6 separate regions of the Homo sapiens genome follow, and all the other regions are linked to region 1. A link is an interaction called in ENCODE POLR2A ChIA-PET data of the cell type or tissue named here. Cell type or tissue: MCF 10A. All regions are shown on one strand. Region 1 overlaps MCC (MCC regulator of Wnt signaling pathway). Region 2 overlaps MCC (MCC regulator of Wnt signaling pathway). Region 3 holds the start of LOC124901045 (a long non-coding RNA gene). Region 4 overlaps MCC (MCC regulator of Wnt signaling pathway). Region 5 overlaps MCC (MCC regulator of Wnt signaling pathway). Region 6 overlaps MCC (MCC regulator of Wnt signaling pathway).

Region 1 (4,000 bases):
GGGAAAGCTTACGAAAACTGTAAGGGGTTATACAAATATTACGAAGGATTCACAAAATAAATTACCTAATTTACTTACTTTTTAAGTACAAGATGATTCAAGACTAGGGTTCCTCAAAGTGCCTGAAAATTTTATTTTTATTTATTTTTTTGAGACAGTCTCGCTCTGTCGCACAGGCTGGAATGCAGTGGTGCAATCTTAGCTCACTGCAATCTCTGCCTCCCAGGTTCAAGGGATTCTTGTGCCTCAGCATCCCAAGTAGCTGGGATTACAGGCATGAACCACCATGCCTGGCTAATTTTTTTAGTAGAGATAGGGTTTTGTTATGTTGCCCAGGCTGGTCTTGAACTTCTGGCCTCAAGTGGGAGGCCTGCCTCAGCCTCCCAAAGTGCTGGGATTATAGGCGTGAGCTACTGGGCCCGGCCCGAAAAATTTAAATATTTGGAAAATAATTTGCATAAGGAAAGGACAGATTTTTATAAAGCCAAGAGGAGAAAATTGTCAAAGATAATTTTTAAGGTTCTATGGTATATATTACACATATGAGCAAATGGGTGAACAATAGGATTCCAGTTAGGGGGAAACATCCCAAGGTAGTGAGTATACACTGGGTGGGGCATCCGAGGACCAGGGCACTCAGTAAAGCTTGGATGCTGCCTTTCTTGGGAAAGTGCCTCCACCTTGCTGCCAGGCCTCAGTTTTCCTGTATGTAAAATGAGGTGTTGGGAGTCAATGACTGCAAGCCGTAGTGACCTGTCATTCTGAACTTCAGTCTTGGAGCAGTCCTGCAGGATTGAGTTGTCCAGTGGTGTAGCTGTCACTGCTCACTGCAGATGCCAGCACACAGTGCTTGCTGCCACCTTCAGGCTTCTCACCATGCTCACAAAGGGGCTAGGCAGTGAAGCAACAGGAAAGGACCCATCTCTGTGGCATGGCTTCAGGAGCCTTCTATAGAAATGCCCTGGCCTCCAAAGCTGGTCTATGCACTGCGTTGACTGAACGTCATTGTTAGCCCCATCAGCTCTGGCTTCAGTCATCTTACTTGGGAGAATGCTCTATCTACCCATGCCACCCCTCATGGTTTCGCTACCCGCTCACCTCTAATCTGCTGACTTGAAACTTAGATTCCCGTTATTTAAAGCAAATAAGATATTTTTCTATAGTGTAATATAAAAATACTCTTTAAGACTTTCTTTCAACTTTAGAGCTATTCATGCTTTTAAAACATAGTCTTTGGACAGACTGGTAAGAACATGCCCTCTGATAGCATCGTCAGTTTTGTAATATTTATCTTCAAATGCATTGCTTAAGTTTCCTGTTGACCCTGGTAGATACACAGAGCAGATTTTACAAATGCAGCCTAGAAGAGGAAGGGAAGCCCCACAAGGGACATGGCAGAGCAGGGGCTCAGACTTTGTTTTCTCCATCCTGTTTTGTCCACCTTCTCTATGATACAAGCCCACATTCCATACCTGACCACCAGGTCAGTCCTGTTTAGTAAGCAAGCAGGGCAGGTAGTGTTCTCATTAAAGCTGAGGAAATTAAGGCTCAAAAGTGAAGCTCCTTGCCTCTAGGCCTTTAACTGTTTATTCTAGATCTCAAACCCACCTCCTCTGATTCTTAGATCCTGCTCTTCTCACTGCATCAGCCCTTCCTGTGAAAGCTGCAGGCTGGGTCCTCCAACACAAAATACATCAAGGGAACTCATAGAGAAAAATACCAGTAAGGCAGGGGGTGAGGGAGAGAGAAAGGAGGAAAAAACTGAGACTGGCATGTAAATTACCTGCTTCCTTCACCAAAAGTAGGAAGCAGTCTTTGGTGATGGAATTATCTGTGGCTTTGGCTATAAAACCAGTCCATAGCCCCAAACTCCCTGCATTAGCCCTGTCATCTGTTGAATACGGGGGAGTTACTGCAGGGTTCCACTTTTCATTAGGTGTTTGACTGTTTTCTGTACTATTCATATTTGCATTGATCAGTGGATGGATATAAAAGTAAGACTTCAAAACTGATTGTTTAGTTTTCCAGACTAATCCACCTTGAATTTGAGGTCTGCTATCTGACAAATGGCAAAAGGTAATATGATCAGAAGTAGATGCAATTACCCTCCCCTGTGATCATAACCGTGGGACAGAGAACAGCTTTGGAATGGCTCTTCGCTTGCACAATTTCTCCTGGTTTCCTGCCAGCCATGGTTTTCTGCCTGGAGCATTGTCTCTGCAGCTCAGGGCCTGCTCGCTCTCTGCCTGGCATTTCTCCTCAGATACTCTCCGCAGCACCCTCAGATCTGCCTAACTGCGTTGAACAGAGACGAGAGAACAGAGACTTGATGAAATGAGCATCAGGTATTTTAATACTAAAAATAAATTTTATTTGGTGTATATTTTAGAATTTTAGAATTCTTAATTTTTAGAATTTGGTGCATGTTTTAGAATTTTAATGCATTTCGGAGGGAAAGAGAGTGAATTTTAACTAGCTATCCACACAGTTTTAGAACTAAAAATCTGTATTTCAAGATCAATCAATAGAGCTTTTCTGAGGAAGAGAGCTTTGTGTGCAAAGGCCTTCATCTGCTGTGTGATGGCTTCATTACTTCACATTTAGTGCTAGAAAGAGGCTTTGTGATGATTTTAAGTATGCCTTGGCCTTCTTGTTCTTGCCCATAATGCTGATGAAACGGTTCTTGCAAACCGTCAAGACCATTCTCTAGGCACAGATGTAGTTACTCCCAGTCATCTCCTTGACCGTGTTTGTAGGCTTTATACTCATTCCTCTTATTCATCTCAGCTGCCCAGAAAGGCTGTGGATAGAGATGAGTGGGATAAAAATTGCCGGAAAAGGAAGGACGGAAAATAGGGGATATTGAGCCTGTACTCAGTTTGGCGTCCGGCATCTCTCCTCAAATTTGGTTTGCTCTTAAGAATCTGAATGGGCAAAGTTAAGGACCAATCTTGGTGACTTTTTTTAAAGCCTTCTTATAAATTATTATGTCCACATTAATCTGACAATGAAATGCCATGTTGCCTTGCGCTGGATCTATGGCAAAGAAATCTAATAGCAAACTCCATACATCTGGTGTCTAGAGCGCATCTTAACCTATCATTTCACATGTAGCCTTTATTTGTAATATTTTGATTACTGCATGTGTGTAAGATCCAGCGTTGTTTTTTTTCATTCTGGTGGCTTGCACGGCGCCTGGTTGAGTGGTTGAATGTGGGTTTGCTTTGTTAAAGCCACAAACTTTGGAAGCGAAATAATCACGCCAAGTGATCCGGCTTATCTTGACTCTTCTGTAAATAGTATGCGCTCGGGGAGTATTCGGTGGCCCCCCGGGCAGGTCAGCAAAGTGGTTGTGAGACAGAGTAATCTGGTCTGGGCCGTGCTGAAAGCTCTTATTGATAAGGGATTAGTCTCGGTGGAGACAACGTGCTGTCACATGGGCATCAGTGCGATTGAGAGGAATGAGATCCGAGGCCGGTGGGGGAGGGACAGCGCTGAGTCACTGAGTTCATTAAAAGGCTACTGAACAGGCGTGCGGCAGGCGAGACCAACCCCGGACTGTGCCTCCACCACACCCATCCCCACACCTCTTGGGCAAGGAGGACCAGAGCACATGTCAAGGTAGGAGCACAAGCGGGGCAACTGGCCCAGCTCACAGTGCCTGTCTACCTCTTGCAGGTTCAGGCCCCTGGGTAGTTTCCCGGTGGGGCAAGAGGGAGCCCTGGCTGAAATGCAGGAACCCTTGTATTCCCCAAGTCCAGCCCCTGGTCCTGAGTATTGGCTTCTCTCTACAAATGGGAAGGGGAGTGGTCACCAAAAGATTTCCTGGCTTGGTGGCTCAGAAGTTCTGAAAGGGAAAATTGTATGCGCTTTACTGGTAGCCAGCAGTGAAATATTATTTTGCCGGATTGGGTGCAATTTAAAGTCACATCTAAACTTGGCAGTGAGCAGGCATTGTTGATGAAAAACAGGGTTGAGAATATGTCAAGTCACTCTTCTA
Region 2 (4,000 bases), 83 kb after region 1:
TGTATTTTTTGTCTTCACCACTCTCTAATTCATATTTTCCATGTCATGGGGCTTTATATCTACATAAAGCTTTCCCAGTTTTCTGGGTAGGTTTTATTAACAATACCTTATAAAGCACGGGCTCAGCTGAATCCCTTTCCTGGGAGAAATTTGATATCTTAAGAGAACCAAGATTTCTGTTCTTCACATTTCTCTGATTTATAGATGTGTCTCCCGCTTGCCTCCCTAAACCCTAATGATCGCCACTCATCATTTTGGTCCACCCAGAATCCAACACTGTAGACTTTCTTCTCCTCTGGTTGTTGACAACTTAAAATGAATGCCAGGCTGAGATTTCTCTGATTCCTAGCTTTCTTCACAGACAACCTGCCCTTGAAGCTGAGCAGACCCAAGTGGGCATTCCACTCCCAGTTAAATCCCCTGACAGTTCCCCCTACTGGTTCACTTGCAAAATAGATCCTTCAAAGACGGTTCATTTTGCTGTCTCCATACCTGTGTCCAGTGTATGTGTGGTGATGGTGGTGGTGTGGGAAGGGGACAGTACACGTGCTCTGAAATACACACTGCAATTCTAAGTTTCTCAGCTTGCTAATAGTACAGTGAAGAGACCAGAGGTTGAGGGACCTCTGAAGGGCTGAGAAGAGGTAGATGTGTGTATACAAATAAAACACAGTGGGGTTTAAATGTTGTCTTCCTGTTAGCAAGTGTAAATTAAAGGAAATAGACCATTGAATGGTGTTCTCTCATTCAGTGTTCTGTTTTCTCCTCATTGCATCCTCTCTTCCTACCCCCTAGTTCTACCTACTTTCTTTGGGAAGTTAGCCTAGTCTTTCTTATACATGCTGATCCATATACCTTTCAAAAAAGTCTAGTTTGATCTGCACAGATGAGGTGCTGGTTTCCCAATAGCTCTAACCCCATCTCCAACCTCCAGCCTCCTTCAAGAAGGAAGCCCCTGTGGGCCCCTCCAGATTGTAGGGCATGCTGTTGCTGTGCGCTAGACTCTTAGTTATTTGGTTCACAGCAGCCTCAGTGCTAGTAGCCTTAGTTCTTATTCTCCTCGGAATTTGAGGAGGCGAAGAAATCTAGTTTCTTCAGGAATCTTTAAAGGGGAAGAGTTTCTGCAGGCTGATAGATGAATCTCGTTTGGTACATGGGTATGTTTTGTGGACACAGAGGCAACCTTTCAGCTTCACTCACTGAGCATAGATGTGACTATCTATTTCGCCTGGGAGAAATCCTGGTCCCTGTGGCCTGGGGGAGAAATCTGTTTTCTCTCTCAATGTCTTTTTCTTGTCCTTAAAAGACATATTCTCTAGGGGGTTGTCTTATATCCTCTGTTAGTGGTTGCCAATTCTCCTTTTTTCTCAGGGAGGAAGATGAGTACTCAGAACTGCGATCAGAACTCAGCCAGAGCCAACACGAGGTCAACGAGGACTCTCGAAGCATGGACCAAGACCAGACCTCTGTCTCTATCCCCGAAAACCAGTCTACCATGGTTACTGCTGACATGGGTGAGTCTGCCTGCCCTTGCCACCAAGCCAGAGTTTGGTTTCTGGATTGTAATAGAAATTTTAGAAATGTGAGGCAGCCTGAATTAAAATTTAATTTTTCAAGGGGTTTGCTGAGTGGATGAAGTCACATGTATTTCAGTCCCTTACACATTACTTTGTTGGTCAAAATGGAACTGAAGCTTTCTGCTCTGATACAATTGTGATTCAAACATAAGTCACTTCTATTTGAAAATTCTGGAAGTAGGGAACCAGTTTAAAAGGCTATTGCAGTATTCCAAATTACAGTAATATCTGAACTATGATGGTGGGAAGGGAAGGGATGGGATGGGGGCCAACACATTGCAGTGGAAGAATCCCAATAGGTTTTAACAACTACTTGGATTGGGCAAGAAGGAGGAATCCAAAATGACTCCAATGTGTTGTTCCTAAGTGACTAAGAGAATGATCATATATTCCTTAGGAAGTTGTGTTGAGAAGTGAGTTGGGAAATAGTCATATTATGTTTGAGGTTGTAGAGAAATATCCATGTGTAAATATCTGGTATGATGTATTTTAAACTGCAGGGTGTGACCTACTGTTGGGTCTTGAAATTACATGAAAAAGTATTTTTAAATGAAGGCTAATAGGAAAGCAAGTGACAGTATTGTTTCATGAAATTTGTTTCTTGCATCCTTGTAGGCAGTAAGTTGCCAAATGAATGTTCTAACTGGGTTGCAGTCAAAATGTTACAAAACTACTGGTCTTGCCTACCTGGATATTTGGAAAGAGATCGAGGTTGAGGGAAGAGGCTTTGAAGTTATCTGAGCTAAGGTGATCCCTGTGGTTGAAGGGTGTGGAGTCAAAAGAGGGAGGAGCAGCATATCTTAGGACAGACATGTTTACATGTATGGGAGAGATGGAAGAAGAACCAGGAGAAAGAAGAGTTGCATATAGTCAGTTTTCTTGAGTTTTATAATGAGTTTTTCTTGGAAGTTAAAATTTTGTTGGGGAGAGGGATTTTAATCAAATATTACATATTTGGGTTTAATTAAAATCCTATAAGTGCTACAACATTATGGAACACAGTACTATGAGAGTGTATCCAAAGAAATTTGATTCAGTCTAGGGTTACAAGAAGGCTTCCTCTAGGAAGGCGTTTGACCTCAGAGCTGGAGGATCAGTAGGAATTAAGCAGGTCAAGGAAGAGAATAGCATCCAGTGAGGGAGAGGAATGCATTTAAGGAGGTGACTGAAGATCCTCATGGATGGAGGACACAGAGGTGTGAGAGGGGGACTGGAGAGGTAGGCAGGAACTAGGCCATGCAGAGTCTTACAGGCCATGACAGAGACCATGTTTGGCCTTTACCCAAAGATCCACAAGAAGCTACTGAAAGATTTTTTAATAGTGGGGGAAGAGAATGAGATAATCAGATTTGCATTTTGAATCAATCACTGTAGTGTGGAGAAAGAATCCATAGATGAAGAATGAGTTGGGGAGGCTAGCTTGGAAACTATTGCAGAACTCTAGATGGGCAAAATTGTTGCTCAGATTAGGGTGGTGGCAGCTGAGATTTAATAAAGATGTAAAATTGGCAAGATTTGCTGAAGGATTGGAAACCGATTGAAGGTGGGGGGTGTGTATGCCCCATAAGAGTTTGTTTGTACAACAGATGGATAACAGGGCCATTCGCCAATAGGGCACATAGGAAGTAGGACCAGGTGGTTTTGCTTTGAGTTTTGTTTTGCTTGGGGCAGGAACTATATGATAGGTGGAGATCGTGTTTTGTTTGCCCATGGGTTTATAGTGTCTTGAAGTATTTGAGCGGAGGTGCTTCAGAAGGCAGTAGGCATTCAGATAAAACACCAAGAGGAGAGACCTGGGCTGAAGAAAAGCAGCTGGGAGACATCAGGGTGTTTGCAGATGATAACTGTTGACTCTGTCATTGCCCCATTTGTATCTTACTATCACGTTGACATTTTAAATTATGTAATAGTATTTATTTGCTTGACTGATTCTCCCACTAAATTCCACTAGGCGGAAGCATGTTTGTTTCATCTCCTAGTATATCTTCAGAGATTATCACAGGGCCTGGCACATAACATGTGTTTAAAGATAGTAGTGGGAATGAATGAATGAGGTAATAAACCAATCCACCAGTCAGCCAGCCAAAGATGAAGGAATAAAATGAGGAGAGTGGTATTCTGGAAGCCAGTGGGGCAGAGGAGGCTCTAATAAGGAAGGAGCGATCAGTAGTCTGGATTGCATCTAAGGCCAAATAAAATACATCAAAGCCATTGAGAGCTGTATGTTGGTACAGCTTAAGCCAGGCAGAATTATGTTGAGGAGTGAAGACACTTCCCCCAACTAAACTGAACCCAGTCCCCGGGCTTTATGTTACAATACACACAACTCCCTGCAACCAGACCATGCATATGCCAAGTTCATACCAGCATGCTAAGTTCATACCAACATGCTAAGTTCATAAGGGCATCATAAATCTCTAACC
Region 3 (4,000 bases), 90 kb before region 1:
GCCCTTTTAACCTCTTGCTGAACTGTCTTGATAGTACAATCGGCATGTTCATTTCCCACTTTCAACCTACTACATCTGCTGCTGCCAGATTGTGGTGGAGTTGAATCTTATGTGAAGTATAAGTATTGAAGTATTCAAGTCATTGTTTATGAAGAAAATCTCATACAATCAACATTACCCTTGAAAATGCCTTATATTGTCTATAAAGTAGAATCTACAGACACTGCTTCTCAGTAAGTTCAACACTGCTAGTTTTTCCTCTACTTTTGGAACAGATTACTTTTCTTTTGGTTGAACACCAGATGAAGTCATCTGCTTGGTTTTAGGGGTAGAGTCGTATGAAAAATATGTATCTTTAAACACCAGAATCACATTCAACACTAGCCTATTTGAGTTCATATTAGTTACTCATGAGTGTGATTTAAATCTACTGGAATATCTAAAAGCACAGCTCTGATCTCCATTATTTCTATGCTAAAAAACCTTTAGTGGCTCTCCATTGCCTATTGAGAAGGCCCATTTTTTTAACATGGCACTTAAAACTGTTCACTGTCTGACACCAACCCCCCTTTCTCACCCAGCTTATGCTCCAGAATGGAATGCCTGTGATCCCCATGCCCGCTCTGCACATTCCAGTCTCCATCCATACTTTCTCTCACAGTGGCCTGGAACGCTTTCCCCTTACTTCCCATCTCTGCTGGGCTCAGCCATTCTTCACAGGTCAACTCACATGCTGCCTCTTCTAAGATTCCTTCACAGAATCTTCTCTCCAGACCCTGTCCAGCCAAAATCGTATTTCCCTCCTCTGAACTGCAGTCGCTCCTCATTTGTACTGTGTTTATGGCAAGTATCATTTTCTATCTAGAATTGTCATTTCTGTTCATGTTTTACAAGTCTATAAACACCTTCAGGGCAGGGGCAGTGCTTGAATCTTCTTCATAGTTATGTATATACCACCATTTCCAGCTTCAAACATGCAGTTTTCAACAGATTTCAATGAAAAGATAAATTAAATAATGTAGCTTCCCATCTCCTCCCCATGCAGAATGTGCTCTAGTTTGGCAGTGCCCAAGGACTTGGGACCCAGTGCTCTAGAAAGAGCAGCAAACTCTTCCTAATCCCAGCAGCACCTCCATCAGGCAATGAATGAACTCAACAAGAAGGGGGATGGGTAAAACGTTATATGCAAATAGTTGCACTCTGCCCCTTCTTAAAGAGCAAAATAAACATGATTTTTTAAAAAGACCATGGAAGTTGACAATACAATGGCTTTTTCACAGAAGGCTTCAGGATATGCCAAGTTCTGTTATTGGGGATGGAGACATTTTGTCCCCATTGTGTAGAAAGAGACTGATGAGGTCTCTTAAGCAATCTCGCAGACCTACTGTTTTGAAGCATCAGAACATTTTTCTGTGCATCTCAAATTCATTGGAACTTTAAGTTTGTGGAGAGAAAAATCCTAGTTCCCCTCTTCCCCCATCTCATCTCTCTCCCAATAGACACAGGATGTTTTACCTCGGGAACTCAAAGTTGAAGGGGAGCTCAGATCCCAGGGGTGTACTGGGTATAACAGCCCCTTGAATCTTTTCTGAATCATACTCCACACTCCATAAATACAACTCTACCTCCGCTCAATTAAGGAAGGTCTGGGGGTTGGGGAGCCTATCTGACATCTTTCAAGGGATGGGGGTTGAGGAGCCTATCTGACATCTTTCAAGGGATGGGGGTTGGGGAGCCTATCGACATCTTTCAAGGGATGGGGCCTCTATCTTCATTATGGACATGCAGAAAATGTACTCTGCCCCAGTGACAGACAGAGGGAGTTTGACATTGAATTTACACCCGTAGCGTTGACTTTAGACTGATTAGGGAAAATGACTGCCCTGCACCCTTGTAAAATCTTAATGTTCCGTGAGAAGTGCACCGTGCTGTCTGATGTACAGTGTTTAGGTTTGTCTTGACCTTATTAAATCATGGAAAGCGGCTCCTATGAGGGAAGTTTTTTTTCTTTTTCTTTTCTTTTTTTTTTTTTAATTTCCTGCACGATTATTCAGGTGGCTTTTCCTGTTTCTACTCCCCCTCCTGGACTCGGGTCCTTAATTACTATTGCAGAGAACTGGAAGGATGCCTGCTCTGCTCTCCCAGCACGGTCTCCTCTGCTCGGCCTCCAGGCTACTCGCCCCCACCCTTTTCTCCCTCTAGCCCCGCCTCCTCCGCGCACCCCGTGGCCAGCAGCTAGACAGCTGTGTTCAATCAGAAACCACTTACAACTCCAGACGATTCGAAGGGGAAACTTCGGCGTGAAGTGCAGCTCCGCTCCGGCTCCCTCTAGCTTTCTTTCCTTCTCTGGAATCCGAGGCGCGGATCTTCCTCGCCCCACCGCCCTAGTTTTTTCGGGAGCTCGCCGGTGCCCTCTAGGGTGTCGGCTCGTGCTGGGAAGTGCCCTCCATCCTGGTAATGGGGGGCGGCGAGGCACCGTAGGAGTGGCGAGGCGGCGCCCAGGGTGGCACTGCCCCGGAACGGGGCGCTGGGTGCGCGCGGGAGGGTCCCCGCGCGGGCTCCGCCGCTGCCGCAGCTGCGAGCGCGCCGCGCCACCGAGCCTCCTGCAGCAATGGCTCGTCCGTGAAACGCGAGCCACGGCTGCTCTTTTTAAGAGTGCCTGCATCCTCCGTTTGCGCTTCGCAACTGTCCTGGGTGAAAATGGCTGTCTAGACTAAAATGTGGCAGAAGGGACCAAGCAGTGGATATTGAGCCTGTGAAGTCCAACTCTTAAGCTCCGAGACCTGGGGGACTGAGAGCCCAGCTCTGAAAAGTGCATCATGAATTCCGGAGTTGCCATGAAATATGGAAACGACTCCTCGGCCGAGCTGAGTGAGGTAAGAAACAGCTGAGGTCGGGAGCTAGGGTTTCTCGGGCGTTTGCTTTTCCACAAATCCCCCTCCCCTCGACCTCCCCACAGCCCTACACCCTATCCCCCTGTGCTCCCAGTCTGGAGGCAGCGCAATTGAAGATTAGTAGATTTTCTGGATCTTGTTTTAACTTGTAGTGCTACTCAGGAAATGACCTGAACTGGCTTGATATTTCAGTCTGAAATGAGTGGCTTAAAAAAGAAACAACCTCTCACCAAGCCGCGAGGCGTTTTACTCACGACAGTCTGCATCCCTTGTTCCTTCCCACCCGCTTCCACTAATTTATATACACCCTTTTATTTCCCTGATCGGTAAAATACACGGACATTCCCGATGAGTTTAAGCCGACGGTAACTAATTTGGTGGGGGTGGTGGTGGTGAGGGGGACGCATTGGATTATTTCATCTCCCACTTGGCTCCCACGTGCGATGCGTTTGGCTACGTTCAGGCAAGGTGGTCTCTTCCCTAGGCTGAGATGAATGACCCGCGCTGGGGAGGGGTCTGGGGAGAAAGCACTTCAAAGCCGCTTTAGAACTTTATTTCCTGCCCGGATCTGGACTCCTGAGTCTTTGAGGCAAGCGCATTTGCAATTCCTGGGCTCCCACTGTAACCTATCCACTTGAGTGTTTGAGACCAGCTTTGAAATTAAAGCTACATCAAACACTATGCAAATGTGTGAGCGGTAAGATGCCCAAAGCCATCTTTTTTCATGATTTTAGGGATGCTTCGGGCACATCCCTCAAAGCTTTGAATACCTGAAAAGTGATGAGAAGCCCGTAGAACTGGGTGCTGAAAAGAAGAGGAAGTCTGTGTGCTTAGTGTCTACAGCTAGAGGCTTGGTGTCTGTGGGTTTCCCTCTTGGTTCCATCACTGAGCCATTTATGGGGGCAAAAGTAGCATAAGTAGTCCGTGTTTCTTGAGTATGGCTGAAGAGAGGAAAGAGGAAGAAAAGGAAAACAGTGTAAAAGCAGCCGGAAGGCAGATAATGGTGATGTCAGACTACCAATGGTGAAGGGAAAAATGCAGGGATGGAGCCCCTGCGGGGGTGTGTGTGTGTGAGGGAACACCTGGTGATGGGAAAGAGGGGGGAT
Region 4 (4,000 bases), 58 kb after region 1:
ACCAGGAAGGTATTTATTAAAATTTAAGCCTACAAAGACAGCTTTTACAGAGGATGGTAAGAGGATAATGGAAAATTTTTTCTCTAAGTCAAGGATTGATTCAGCTCTTTTTTTACTTACCTGTGGTCAAGCCATCCTCATGTAATAGCTTTTGATGACTGATTTTACCCTTGATGATAATGGTCACATCATAGAACCATTTATTGACTCTCTTATTTGCATTCTTATGTAAAATAGATTTAAAAATTACTCTCTGCTCTTCTCACTGGAGTTTTCTTCCCAGTTCATATACTGGAACCTAGGAAAGAGAACATGAAAAAAAAGTCAGACTTATATCTTTAAAAACATGAAATTTATGCAAGAAAAATATAAGAACAATGAAATGACTGTGCTGCACTTTTGGTGTTATATGCCTTGGTAAAAGATTCATGTTTGAGGCTTTACCAGATTGTAGAAGAGCAAATTCATGTGTAAACTTACGCTGTGTGGCTCTATTAAGTTTTACCAGCTCTCTAAATATTATAGTGCCATGATTAAAATGTAAAATGTAAATGGTGGTTATGTTCAACAGACATTACCAAGAGAGCTGCAACATCTGTTGAATAATTATTAATGGTGACACTGGAACTGGTTGAATAAAAGAAGGTGTCTTATTTATGCTCATGACATCCACCTGTAGGTAGAGTTTTGAAAATAGTGATATGAAGGGAAGAGCCCAATACCAATGTGATGGGGAAGACAAAGTGCTTCTGTATTAATTTTCTATTGCTGTATAATAAATTGCCATAAACTTACTGGCTGAAAACAGCACACTCCTATCTTCCCAAATTGAATACGGGCACAGACATGCATCAACATTCTACAGCCCAGTGGGAACTGAGCCTGTGGGAAACTGGCTAAGATCAGATATAGTCCTGATTTGATGCTTTCAGCATATTTGCTATTTATTTAGTACCAACAATTATTTTAAATTAACTGCATTTTTAAGTACTTCAGAAGGAGATATGTCAAACAAGCTTATGAACCCCTTTAAAATAGGTGAGCAGTAATGTGGAATACTTCGTAAGCTCCTTATCTTTGGAAAACAAGTCTCCTGAATTTTCTACCTCTTGGCATTCAGGAAGAGAACACACACAGTTTTCCTTAAGTGAAATGGAAAGAGTTTTTTCTTTTTCTCTTGTTTTCTGAGATAACTTTTCTGAGATGTAGTCGGCATGTATTTTTGTTAGGGTCGCCTCATTCCATTCCTCTCCTATTCGTTTATGCTTCTCTTTGGTAAACTCCTCTAGCTCCTTTGCTCCTTAATGGCATTTCCTTTTGTGCTGGTGCCTCTTTGTTTAGCTGGTCCACTTTCCCCTTAGCGAGCGAACCTGGGCAAGAACTTAGAGTGAGGGTGGAAATACCCCGAATAGTGTTAGTTGTGACAAATCCTGTGTGACCTTGAGAGGGTAACATCTCTTGTTAGCATATTTTAAAAGAGAGTGGTACTAACCCCCTTCACGGGATGGTTGAGAGGGTTAACAAATTAATGATGGCATTGCATTTTCCAAGAACCTAGTTCATAATGCTCTTAGGTTTGACAGCTGACACTAATGCGATGATTAAAGATCAGTGGCCTCGGTGGAGTAAGATAAAACCCGGTGAAGAACATTAACAAAACCATAAAGCTGCTTAGCATCACCACATTGCACAGGGTTTTTCCAACAGGGGCTCAAGTTCTCAGGCCAGACTGTCTCAAGGCTGACTCAGGGCTTTATCCCTGGATTGCACCATAGCAGGGATGAGCCTAAAGGATTTTATTCTCAGTGGTTGAAATGACGATGTTGCTTGTTTTTATTACACATTTTTGCATATAGGCAATTTCACCAATTTATGTGGCTAGACACAAGTATTTATATGCATGTTTAATTTGCTTCATCATCATGATAGGAAAGCTGAGATCTCAAGAAGAAACTCCGGGTATGTATTTAGCACCAGATGAAATTTGGGAAAAACAAAATTTCGTCATATCCAATGTCAATCATTTTTTTCTTTTCCTTTCAAACTGAAAGTCTGTAGTTGTGAGACAAATCTAGACTCCTAATGATAATGGCCTCCAGAAATTTATGGCAGGCAAGACACTGCAACCACAGGCTTTCTGGCTTTGTGGTACTGTACCTTCAGTCAAAAATTGAATATGGGCTGGGAGGAGGAAGAACCCTGGATGCAATTACCTGTAATGACAGAAAAAAAAGCAGTAGCATATTATTTGAGACCAATTTTTATTTTGTTCAGCTGAAATTGTATGGGGTGTCTCTGTCCAGTAGAGAGAAGAAAATAGTCTCTAACTTACAAGTTGTAGTAGAAGAAACTGCCTTTGGTCCCAGAGGCCGCTAAGTAAATTATCACTGAATAATTGACTTTGGAAGCTAAAGCTGGCTTGTTGGAAGCTAGAGAGACTTTGAATTCCCTGTTTTACACCCCCTTGTGTCTCTTTTTCTGTTTTTATCCTCTCTGGGGGTTGAAGAGAGAGCTCTTTGGGCTTTCCTAGCTCTCTTTGGTATCATAAGGCCTAACATTCATGCTCCCTAGAGTTCACAGAGGCGTTTCAGGGTCTGAGACCAAGGCACCAGCCAAGATTTTTAGGTAAATGGTGAAGAGGATATAAACTCAGGTCAGGGAGCTGGGGGAGGAAGACATAGAGGAGAGAAGATTGCAGCTGCAACAGCTTCAGTGCCTTGATGGCAAAAACAGGAATCAGAGGGGTATTTGTTCTCCAGAAGAGAAGTCTGGGATTCTTTCAGTCCACTGGAAGCTGTGACCACAGTTACCTTCAAAATGTGTTGTAATCACCTCCCCTGTAGCACCCAGCACAGTCTCATTTAAGAAATGTCTGATCTGTGTAGAGGAAGTATTACATTATAGTACTACATTGTATGCTATTTTTTTAAAACTTACGGAAAAATATAGGAATGTAAACTAAATACCTTTGCCCTTAGTTAAAGGAGGTTTTTTTCCTCTAATATATTCTTGTTACTTCTCCTAAATCAGTGCTTGAGCTTCAAATATACATTGAGTCTTTTTTTCCTTTAGCTACAAGCCCTATTCCATCTGACTGAATCACCAGGCTTCATGTTGCCTCTTGTTCATGCAGGTATCCTCCAGGCAGGCTTCTCAGTTAGAGGCAGGGGAAGGATGGTGCAATACCAGAGAGCAAGCTCTCCCTCTCCATCTGGTATCCTGGGCAGCCCCACAGGGTCTTTTGTGTGTGTGTGTGTGTGTGTTTGTGTGTGTGTGTGTGTGTGTGTGTGTGTGTGTGTGTGTGTGTGTGTAAGCAAGTTTATTAGAGAAACAAAAGAATGGCCACTCCATAGGCAGAGCAGCAGCGAGGGCTGCTGGTTGGCCAGGATTACATCTTTTAGGCAGTTGATATCAGTCAGTAGGGATGCTGAAGGGTGGTCTTTTGGTGGTTTTTATTGATGGTGTGCCTTTCTCTATATAAACCCTTGAACATCTTCATTGTTCATTGGACTTTGTAGTTTCTTGTCAGCCCAGGTGGTGGTAGTGGCCTGTTGACCTGTAAGGACATCAAAGAAAAAAGAAGGAGTAGAGAAATAAGGGAAAGTGAGAGCTCATTGAGTGTGTAAGTGGAAATGTTTCACAGTAATTTGTAGCCCTAGACGGAATATGGAAAACAAAAGAGGAGGAACAAGCAACATGGGAACATAGGAGTCACAGCATTGATGAGATCCAGGTCAGAGACAGAATTTTATCCTACAGTCACACTAAGATCTGGAACTGGTGACCTGCATGAGAGTGTCCACTACATCTGTACATGTTCATACAACATGAACACACGCACACACTCTGAGGTTGGGAACAGAGGCTAACAGCAAGAGTTTGTAGATGTGCTGCAGGTCTGAGAGGAACAGTGTTCTGTTCTTGGTTTGTTCCAGAGAAATATGAAGCTCTTTCATTTATTGATAGAAATGCCTTTGAGATCCTGTAATTTTTGTGGACT
Region 5 (4,000 bases), 62 kb before region 1:
AGCTCATGTTCTTTAATGGTCACTAAATTGAGAGACGCTTTGTATATAGCAGTATCCTAGGCCTAGTGGATGGAGGGGCAGGGCACAGAAGATGTCGTATCATCTAGCTACCTTAGCTACCTTTTGACCCTTACTGGGAGACAGGATACAAAATTTTTCTTGTTGTCTAAGTATCAAGTGAGTCAGACTACTAATGGTAGGTAGACAAACATTATGGTCTGGAATGTTCAAGGGAAATTGATGACAGTGGTACATCCTAAGGGCCTTTCTGTAAGCAGAAGAAAGGATTTCTAGGAGTGGTGGTGCTGTGCACGTGTGTTAGTCACAGAGGACTAGGTGAGACCGCTAGAATGAACTGGGAAAAGGTAGAGTTCATTTGGACCCTTGAGGGACCTCAGTTCCATGCTGAGTTAGGTACTAATGTTTTAGCAGGGAAGTGGTATAGGAAGATGGTGCTTTGTGGAAGAAGAGTTTCGGACGTCTTTAGGATTGTTGGGATAGGGAAGAGACTAGAGATGTGGTAATCAGGGAGGAGTTGTTTCAGTAACCCAGGTTTGTAGAGTTGAGGCCTGGATTAAGATAGAAGATTCGTTGGCTACAATAGTGACAGAATTTGCTAAGTGAGAGAGACATTTTGAAGGAAGGGAACAGAAAGGAGTTGAAGATATAGCTGGTTTGGGTTTTTATCCATCTTCCATTCCACTTTATTTCATTCTAATTTAAGATCATGTTTTAGCAGACATACCTTTTTTATAAGACATATAAATACAGAAGTTAGGTTTAATAGCTTTGAAATGTAATTCATATACCATACAACTTATCCATTTAAGGTATACAATTCCGTGGTTTTTAGTATATTCCCAGGACTGTGCAACCATTACTACGTTTAAAACATTTTCATTACTCCCAAAAGAAAGGCTATTAGCAGTCACCCCTGCCTCCCGTTGCCTCCCTTATCTGCTTCGTCACTGTAGATGTGCCTGTTCTGGAAATTGTACAGGATATGGTTTTGTGAATGGCTTCTTTCACTTGGCATGTTTTCATGGCTCATCATGCTGTAGCATATCTCAGTATGTTGCTGGATTTTGGTTTGGCCATCAGGTGGCTGAGGAATGTTGCCCCTGACAGAATAAGCTCAGAGGTTGAGTGGCATGCTTCACCTATTAAATGGGAATGATAGTGCTGCCCTCTTTACTTCCCAGAGTTACCGTGAAGATGAGATAATGTATATGAACACTGATGGGTGGATTTTATATAAACGTGAAGGTTTTACAACATACCTCACTGAAGAGAAGATGAGTTCTAGGGGTGAGGGGATAAAATTTAAACATAATTACATTTGGGTTAATAGTAGCAGAGGAGTGAATTGCCAGACCCAAGAGTCTCTTGGGAAGTCACTTTTGGTGTGCCAGTGGTTGCCTCTATGAGAGCTGATGAGGATTTCCAGGGCAGCCTTTAAAGAAAGGGAGCAGAGGGTTGAGCACTGAGGGCCTGCTACAGGGACGATAGGAAGGAAAGAGCTGCAGAGAACGTGCCCTGGGATACAGGGGAGTGTGAAACCTGTTCTGCTGAAATAGTTTAATAATGCAATCATTGCTAAATTGTCATAATTAGCCAACTGTTGGCCAAGTCATGTCTGTGCATGATTCTCTGACCCAATTTATTATTTGCCCGAGGCCACATGCTAACTGGTCAGTAACTTAGGCTCTTATTTTAACAAGAAAATGAAACAAAACCATAAATACCCTAGGCTTGAAATGTGACCTGGATCCCTGATTTTATGACCCATTGTGTTCCCTTGAGCCTGATACCTAATCTTTTATAGGTTTTTTTGTTAGGTTTTTTTTTTGTTTTGTTTTGTTTTTTTGTCCATATGGAGGGAGGTAGTTCCCTTGCTGGGATGTTGAAGATCACTTTGTATACAACAAGGTGTGCAAAAAAGCTTTGTAAGTGCTGAGGTGCCTTTAAATGTAAGGAAGTGGCTGGGATGTGGTGGCTCACGCCTATAATCCCAGTTACTCTGAGGCTGAGGCTGGAGGATTAGTTGAGCGTAGGAGTTCTCCCCATCACTGCATTCTAGACTGGGTGACAGAGCGACACCTCATCTCAAAAGAAAAAAAGTAAGGGAGTAGTGCTATCCCATCTTCTGCCCATCCCTCTCCCAGATAAATACAAATAAAGCCCTATGTGAGATATTGGGAATTTCCCAAGAACTGCCAACTCCCAAGGACTGACTCTGGCTGTATGTGTAAGAAGCCCTGTGGGGTTGTGTAATGTGTTTGTAAGTGGCATCATTGATCGTTGCTGGGTAAACAAGAGTCCCACTTTGGGGGAGTGAATATCTAGTCTGAATTTTTTCCTGTATAGGTTTTTTCAGAATTGCTGGTGATAATGGTTTTGTGTGTGTGTGTGTGTGTGTGTGTAGAAGGGGTGAAGGGGAAGCAAGCACAAAAGAAATGTAGATTGAAGGTAGAGGTTGACTCCAGCCAGGACCAAAATAATATAGTTATTTTTTAGGGGAACTATAAAAAGAACAACAGTTTTTCCTAGCATTTGGCATAAGACCTAGGATTTTAATGAAAGTTGAAATTCAAATGCCTGAGACTGCCCCATACTGTGAGGGTCTTATTAGCCTTGTCTTTGGAAGGAGACTTACTGTCTCTCTTCCTAAATTTAAATGGCTTGTTTTCCCTACCTATATTATGGCAGGCAGAGTGGATATTTAAGGTATTGTCTATTCAGATCTCTCCCTTCTCATTTTCTAGGGATTGCCCTGCATTCCATTTACACTGTTACACTTAGACGTGTGAATTTGACCTGTCTCCCGGGCATTTGGAAACGGGGTATGATTCTACTCCTAGTCTGTCTCTGAAGCAGGGGAGGTGTAAATCCTGGTGACGTATGAACTAGAGGGGTTGGCCTGCAGTGAGGGAAGCATGATGGAGTTGGGTGCGTGGAGAAGGGAAAAAAATCAAGAGATATGCTCAAGTTCCTCTGTGTAGCCCTCCAGTTCCCAGAGACCCCGGTGTACTTACAACAAATGAAAAGGGGGTGTGTTCATATTTTCCTTAAATTTTCTCAAGGGGTTTTGGGAACGTTCAACCAAAGGTACCCTAATATAGTGGTAAAAAAGAAGCCTGAGATTTCTAGAGCTGCTGTGAAGACCTATTAGAAGGCGGAGTATAAGATTCTAAGTACGGGACTAAGTTACTGAAAATGTGGCCCCATAGAGAAAGCTGCTCTACCCTTCCCTTAGTGCAGACATTGAGGTTGGGGTTCATTCTGTGACGTCATAGCCTTGCTTTGAACTAGAAGGAGAAGCATTTGTTAGATACCAGGTTGGGTTGGGATAAAACAAACAGAATGTTGCTTCTCAGTACAGCTGCCTGTTTGCAGGGCTAATTCTCTAAGGGTCTCAGGATACTCAGAGGCATAGCAGACTTGGGCCCAGAGCACAGGGATAGGCAAAACTTTTCTGTTAAGGGCTACTTAGTAAATATTTTAAGCTTTGCAGGTCCTATGGTCTCTGACATTACTACTCAACTGTCCCATGGTAAGATAAAAGTCACAGACAATATGTAAACAAAATGGACATAGCTGTGTTCCAGTGCAACTTTTTTTTTTGAGACAGTCTTGCTCTGCCTCCAGGCTAGAGAGCAGTGGCGTGATCTTGGCTCACTGCAACTTCCGCCTCCCAAGTTAAGCGATTCTCCTGCCGCAGCCTCCCAAGTAGCTGGGACTACAGGCATGTGCCACCACACCTGGCTAATTTTTGTATTTTTAGTAGAGATGGGGTTTCACCATGTGGCCAGGCTGGTCTCAAACTCCTAACCTCAGGTGATCTGCCCACTTCGACTTCCCAAAGTGCTGGGATTACAGGCCTGAGCCACCATGCCTGGCCCAGTGCAACTTTATTTACAGACACTGAAATGTGAATTTCATATAATTTTTACATCATAAGATATTCTTCTTTTGATTTTTTTAACCATTTAAAAGTGGG
Region 6 (4,000 bases), 130 kb before region 1:
TCCCTCTTATTGAGATCTGCTACCTTGATGTTTCAGGGTCAAGGGATTTGAAAATTCTTAAGAAGAGTTTTCAGAAATTTTGAAATAAAGCAAAAAGATTACTGGGTGCTCTTTCAAAGTCGTATTAGATCCTCTAAGAATCAGCTGATATTTCAGGAGGTGTAGCTTTGTTTGGCTATTTGCTATTAATTGAAGTCTAGAATCTGTAAAATTTGGATGTTAATTTGCAGAAGATCGGTAAGTTACTGATGACTTTTGTTTGGTAGAGATACAAACTACTTTTGCCCAGCATGGAAGGTAACCCCAAATGTTATATTTTATTGGCCCTAGTAAAACGGCAACCATTTTGTAACTAACTTTGCAGTCCTATGCCAGCATTATTTTTTTCTACTGGATTTATATGTACTAGTTTCTTCTATTCCTTTTTTTTTTTTTTTTTTTGGAGACAGGTTCTCATTCTGTCACCCATGCTGGAATGCACTGGCTTACTGCAGTCTTGACCTCTTGGGCTCAAGCAGTCTTCCCACCTCAGACTCCCAAAGTGCTGGGATTATAGGCGTAAGTCACTGTCCCTGGCCTCTTCTATCCTTCTTTAAATCACCTTTATTATCTTGCCAGTTAACTCAAAGAATTAAGTAAATCTTAGGAAAATACTTATTTATAGCCAGGGATGGTGGCACACACCTCTAGTTCCAACTGCTTGGGCGGCTGAGGTGGGAGGATTGCTTAAGGCCAGAAGTTGGAGGCTGCAGTGCGCTATGATCATGCCTGCACCCTAGCCTGGGCAACATAGCAAGACATTGTCTCAAAAAATAAAGGAAACATCAAAAAAGAAAGTTACTTACAAGTGGCTACATTTGGGGTAGTATTTGGAAATAGAAACTAAAAAAATTCTAAAGAAATGAGATCTTTCAAGGAGATTTCGAAATATTTACTGATCACTTTTTTATAGTCTAAGAGCTGTCTCAAGATGACGTTGTTGTCATCAGGAGTTCTCAAGGTGGTATTGTCATTAAAAATTATGCTGAATGATCTTGTATGTAGAATTCACTTGGAAATACCAGATCATAGTCAGAGGCAGTGGCTCACACCTGTAATCCCACACTTTGGGAGGCCGAGGTGGGCGGATCACCTGAGGTCAGGAGTTCAAGACCGGCCTGGTTAACATGGTGAAACCCCGTCTCTACTAATAATACAAAAATTAGCCGGGTTGTGGTGGCGGGTGCCTGTACTCGAAGCTACTCGGGAAGCTGAGGCAAGGAGAATCGCTTGAACCCAGGAGGCAGAGGTTGCAGTGAGCCAAGATGGCACCACTGTACTCCAGCCTGGGCAATAGAGTGAAACTCCATCTCAAAAACAAAACAAAACAAAACAAAACAAAACAAAACAAACAAAAAAGCAGATCATGAAAAAAATAATAATTTCTACCTACAGAGAGAAGGATCCTTGAAAAACTTCAGTCTAACCTTTTTATTTTAAAAACAGGGATATGGAGGCCCAGATCAAAATATCCACCTAAGGACACACAAAAGTAGTAGAACCAAGACTGTAGGGTAGATTTCCTGACATCCGCTACTAACACTACTATACCCCTGTCCTGGTCTAGAGGATGTCCCTGGTTATTGGCAAGAGAAGGAACAGCTGCTGGGAGGAAGAGCTACTTCAGATCTTTGCTAGTGGACGCTGAGTCACTCTTCTGCTCTGCTCAGCGGTACTGGCTTATTTTTCTGATGTCTTCTAATCCTCTTAGCAGAGTGAATGTTCAGCCAGAACACCACAGTACAGATCGTTGAAATATTGACATGCTTTTGTCCCAGACCCCCTACTCTCTTGGCTACCTAGTCCCTCTGCCAGGAACCCAGAACCTCTCCACAGTTCAGCATCTAAGGGGTTAATGCTGGCCCTGCAAAGGGAAGAGGCAGAATTGCTGCCAGCTGGCATCTTCCGGGCATCTGTTCTGGTTAGCTAGTGCGTATGCCACACTAGTTGTGAAATACTTTTAATATTTCTTCTGCCCTTTGGCAATCTGTTGGACTGAAACCTTGTTCAGGTCCATGTGTAGGACCTGAAGAAAGTGTTGGCACCAACAGATAGTGAGGTGGTAGGAAGCCGTCATATCACTCTCCTAATAATTGACAGTATTTTTTAAAATGATTCTATTGGATAGTTCAACAGAGGTTCATGTTTTATTCTGTTTCCTACTATCTTTCAGGTAAAGATCTCTGATAAAGGGATTTAGAAAAATTTCAAGTACACTAGAGGGCAGTGGTCCCATATCTAGACACCTGGCAATTACCACTTCCTTTGCATTTCTTTGCCTTTCCTTTTGTGTAGGGGAGGGGAAGAGGGGTTTTCGTCACAGAATACAAATGCCATTTATGTCTGAAGTATTTTATAAAAACAGAGTAGCTGCTTGGCAGCACCATGTCTATCATTTCTTGTAGTTTCTTTTCCATCCTTCTTCCAATGACTTATCTCAGCATTAACATCTTAATGACTTTTTGCGTTTTTGAAGAAAAGGCAAAGGAGAGATAGGAAACATACTTCCTACTTTGGGGTAGTAAGGTTTTCTATCTTTGCATCTTTGTATTTGAAAATAAAGTCATGAATTAAGAATGAGGGAGAAAAAAGGTACAGGAATGTATTCTTGTATTTTGTATGTGCAGAGGTATTAAAAGAATAAGTTTAGACAAATTAAATTTCACAGAGTTTAACTGAGCAAAGAATGATTCAGGAATCACTCAGCTCTCAGAACCAGAAGCGGTTCAGAGAGCTCTGCTCCATTACATGGGCGGCAGCATTTATGGACAGGACAAAAGTCAGGTACAGAAACTTGATTGATTACAGCTTGGCATTTGCCTTATTTGAATATGGTCTGATCAGCTGGCTGCCTGTGATTGACTGAGACTCAGCTATTTGTTACAAAACTATACTCCTAAGTTAGGCTTTCAGTTAGTTTATGTGCTAAGTTAGACTGCAATTAATTACATGAGGACTCAACTGTCCTTATGTAATTCAGGCCAAATTTAGTTTGACAGAGGCAAAAGTCACTTAGATGACTGCACTGCTGCCCCCTTCTTCATGATCACCAAGGACAGTTATGTTTTAGATCACTCAGTTTTCCTCTCCTGCCCCTCTTCTAAGTAGAAGGGAGCCCTGCTTTCTGGAGGAGAGGCTAAGCTGATCTATATACACTAAAGGGATGGACTGGAGGTGAGTGGATGGGGTAGGGAGGAGAGAAGTTCCATTGCAGTTGGATAGTATAATGGATTTCAAGAGGAGAAAGCAAAGGGACATTAAAAAGTATGCCAGTAGATTATTTGATGAAGTATGAGACCTTAAATAAAGAATTGTATCTATTATTAATTACTTTTGGTTGTTGGACTGTTTCTTTGAAAGAGATAATCCTCTGAAACTAGTTTGTATGGCTTTCTGGATTTATAAAAGTTATGTATAGAATGAACTTGCAGACATTAGCATTTTCATTTGTGAGATCTACAGCAGTTGTGTTTATATATGTGTGTGTATACGTATATATGCATGTGTGTATACATATATGTATATATGTATGTGTGTATATATGTATGTGTGGATATATGTTTCTGTGTGTGTGTGTGTGTGTATATATATAGTTTATTCACCATCTTTACTCTTAGGCCCAGGTGGGAGATAAGATGCTCTTCTTCCAATTCACCCAACTAGAGGCCTGGGTGGGAGGAAGAACACCTGGACCCTCATAGCAACATGTCCTCTGCAACAAAGGGACAGGAACTCCCTCTGCATTTCTTTTGGTGTTGCTAATATTCATTGGGGATTTACCGTACACTACATATTGTGTCACTTGTTTTGCATAGATTATCTTGCTTAATCCTCACAACTTTATGCTGCATATATAGGTATGATCCCCATTTACCCGTGAGAAATTTGAGGATTACAGAGGTTGCCTGGCATGAAAAAGTGAGCATGTAGCAGGCTGAGATGTGAACCCAGGTTTGTTTGA

Evidence for each region. Peaks named below come from ENCODE experiments on the same cell type or tissue, not always from the same donor. Only the 100,000 strongest peaks of a DNase experiment are listed, where the experiment ranks them.
Region 2: POLR2A ChIA-PET joins it to region 1 with 14 read pairs; 5 of 35 experiments call an interaction of 5 or more read pairs at or near these places.
Region 3: POLR2A ChIA-PET joins it to region 1 with 10 read pairs; 7 of 35 experiments call an interaction of 5 or more read pairs at or near these places.
Region 4: POLR2A ChIA-PET joins it to region 1 with 48 read pairs; 4 of 35 experiments call an interaction of 5 or more read pairs at or near these places.
Region 5: POLR2A ChIA-PET joins it to region 1 with 16 read pairs; 5 of 35 experiments call an interaction of 5 or more read pairs at or near these places.
Region 6: POLR2A ChIA-PET joins it to region 1 with 11 read pairs; 2 of 35 experiments call an interaction of 5 or more read pairs at or near these places.

Annotation. Positions count from the first base shown.
Region 1 is chr5:113,202,858-113,206,857 of GRCh38, reverse strand. The region is part of intron 3 of MCC (MCC regulator of Wnt signaling pathway); the gene reads left to right. Among named protein-coding and RNA genes, the nearest start is that of DCP2, 230 kb to the right of the region's middle. RefSeq lists an enhancer at 3,106-3,647. In MCF 10A, no CTCF peak of the experiment used is centred here; DNase peaks (open chromatin) are centred at 2,177 and 3,537.
Region 2 is chr5:113,120,198-113,124,197 of GRCh38, reverse strand. MCC (MCC regulator of Wnt signaling pathway) reads left to right here. Exons shown (of 19, transcript NM_001085377.2): 6 at 1,372-1,514. Among named protein-coding and RNA genes, the nearest start is that of DCP2, 150 kb to the right of the region's middle. In MCF 10A, a CTCF peak has its summit at 2,092; a DNase peak (open chromatin) is centred at 1,907.
Region 3 is chr5:113,293,205-113,297,204 of GRCh38, reverse strand. All of the region lies in intron 3 of MCC (MCC regulator of Wnt signaling pathway), which reads left to right. It overlaps LOC124901045 (a long non-coding RNA gene), which reads right to left and starts at 2,345. Exons shown (of 3, transcript XR_007058904.1): 1 at 2,269-2,345. RefSeq lists a silencer at 2,509-2,568. In MCF 10A, no CTCF peak of the experiment used is centred here; DNase peaks (open chromatin) are centred at 2,254 and 2,814.
Region 4 is chr5:113,145,049-113,149,048 of GRCh38, reverse strand. All of the region lies in intron 4 of MCC (MCC regulator of Wnt signaling pathway), which reads left to right. Among named protein-coding and RNA genes, the nearest start is that of DCP2, 170 kb to the right of the region's middle. In MCF 10A, no CTCF peak of the experiment used is centred here; DNase peaks (open chromatin) are centred at 1,748 and 3,128.
Region 5 is chr5:113,264,662-113,268,661 of GRCh38, reverse strand. All of the region lies in intron 3 of MCC (MCC regulator of Wnt signaling pathway), which reads left to right. Among named protein-coding and RNA genes, the nearest start is that of TSSK1B, 170 kb to the left of the region's middle. In MCF 10A, no CTCF peak of the experiment used is centred here; DNase peaks (open chromatin) are centred at 1,631 and 2,221.
Region 6 is chr5:113,329,006-113,333,005 of GRCh38, reverse strand. All of the region lies in intron 3 of MCC (MCC regulator of Wnt signaling pathway), which reads left to right. All of the region lies in intron 2 of LOC124901045 (a long non-coding RNA gene), which reads right to left. Among named protein-coding and RNA genes, the nearest start is that of TSSK1B, 100 kb to the left of the region's middle. In MCF 10A, a CTCF peak has its summit at 2,264 (motif pointing right); DNase peaks (open chromatin) are centred at 1,675 and 1,955.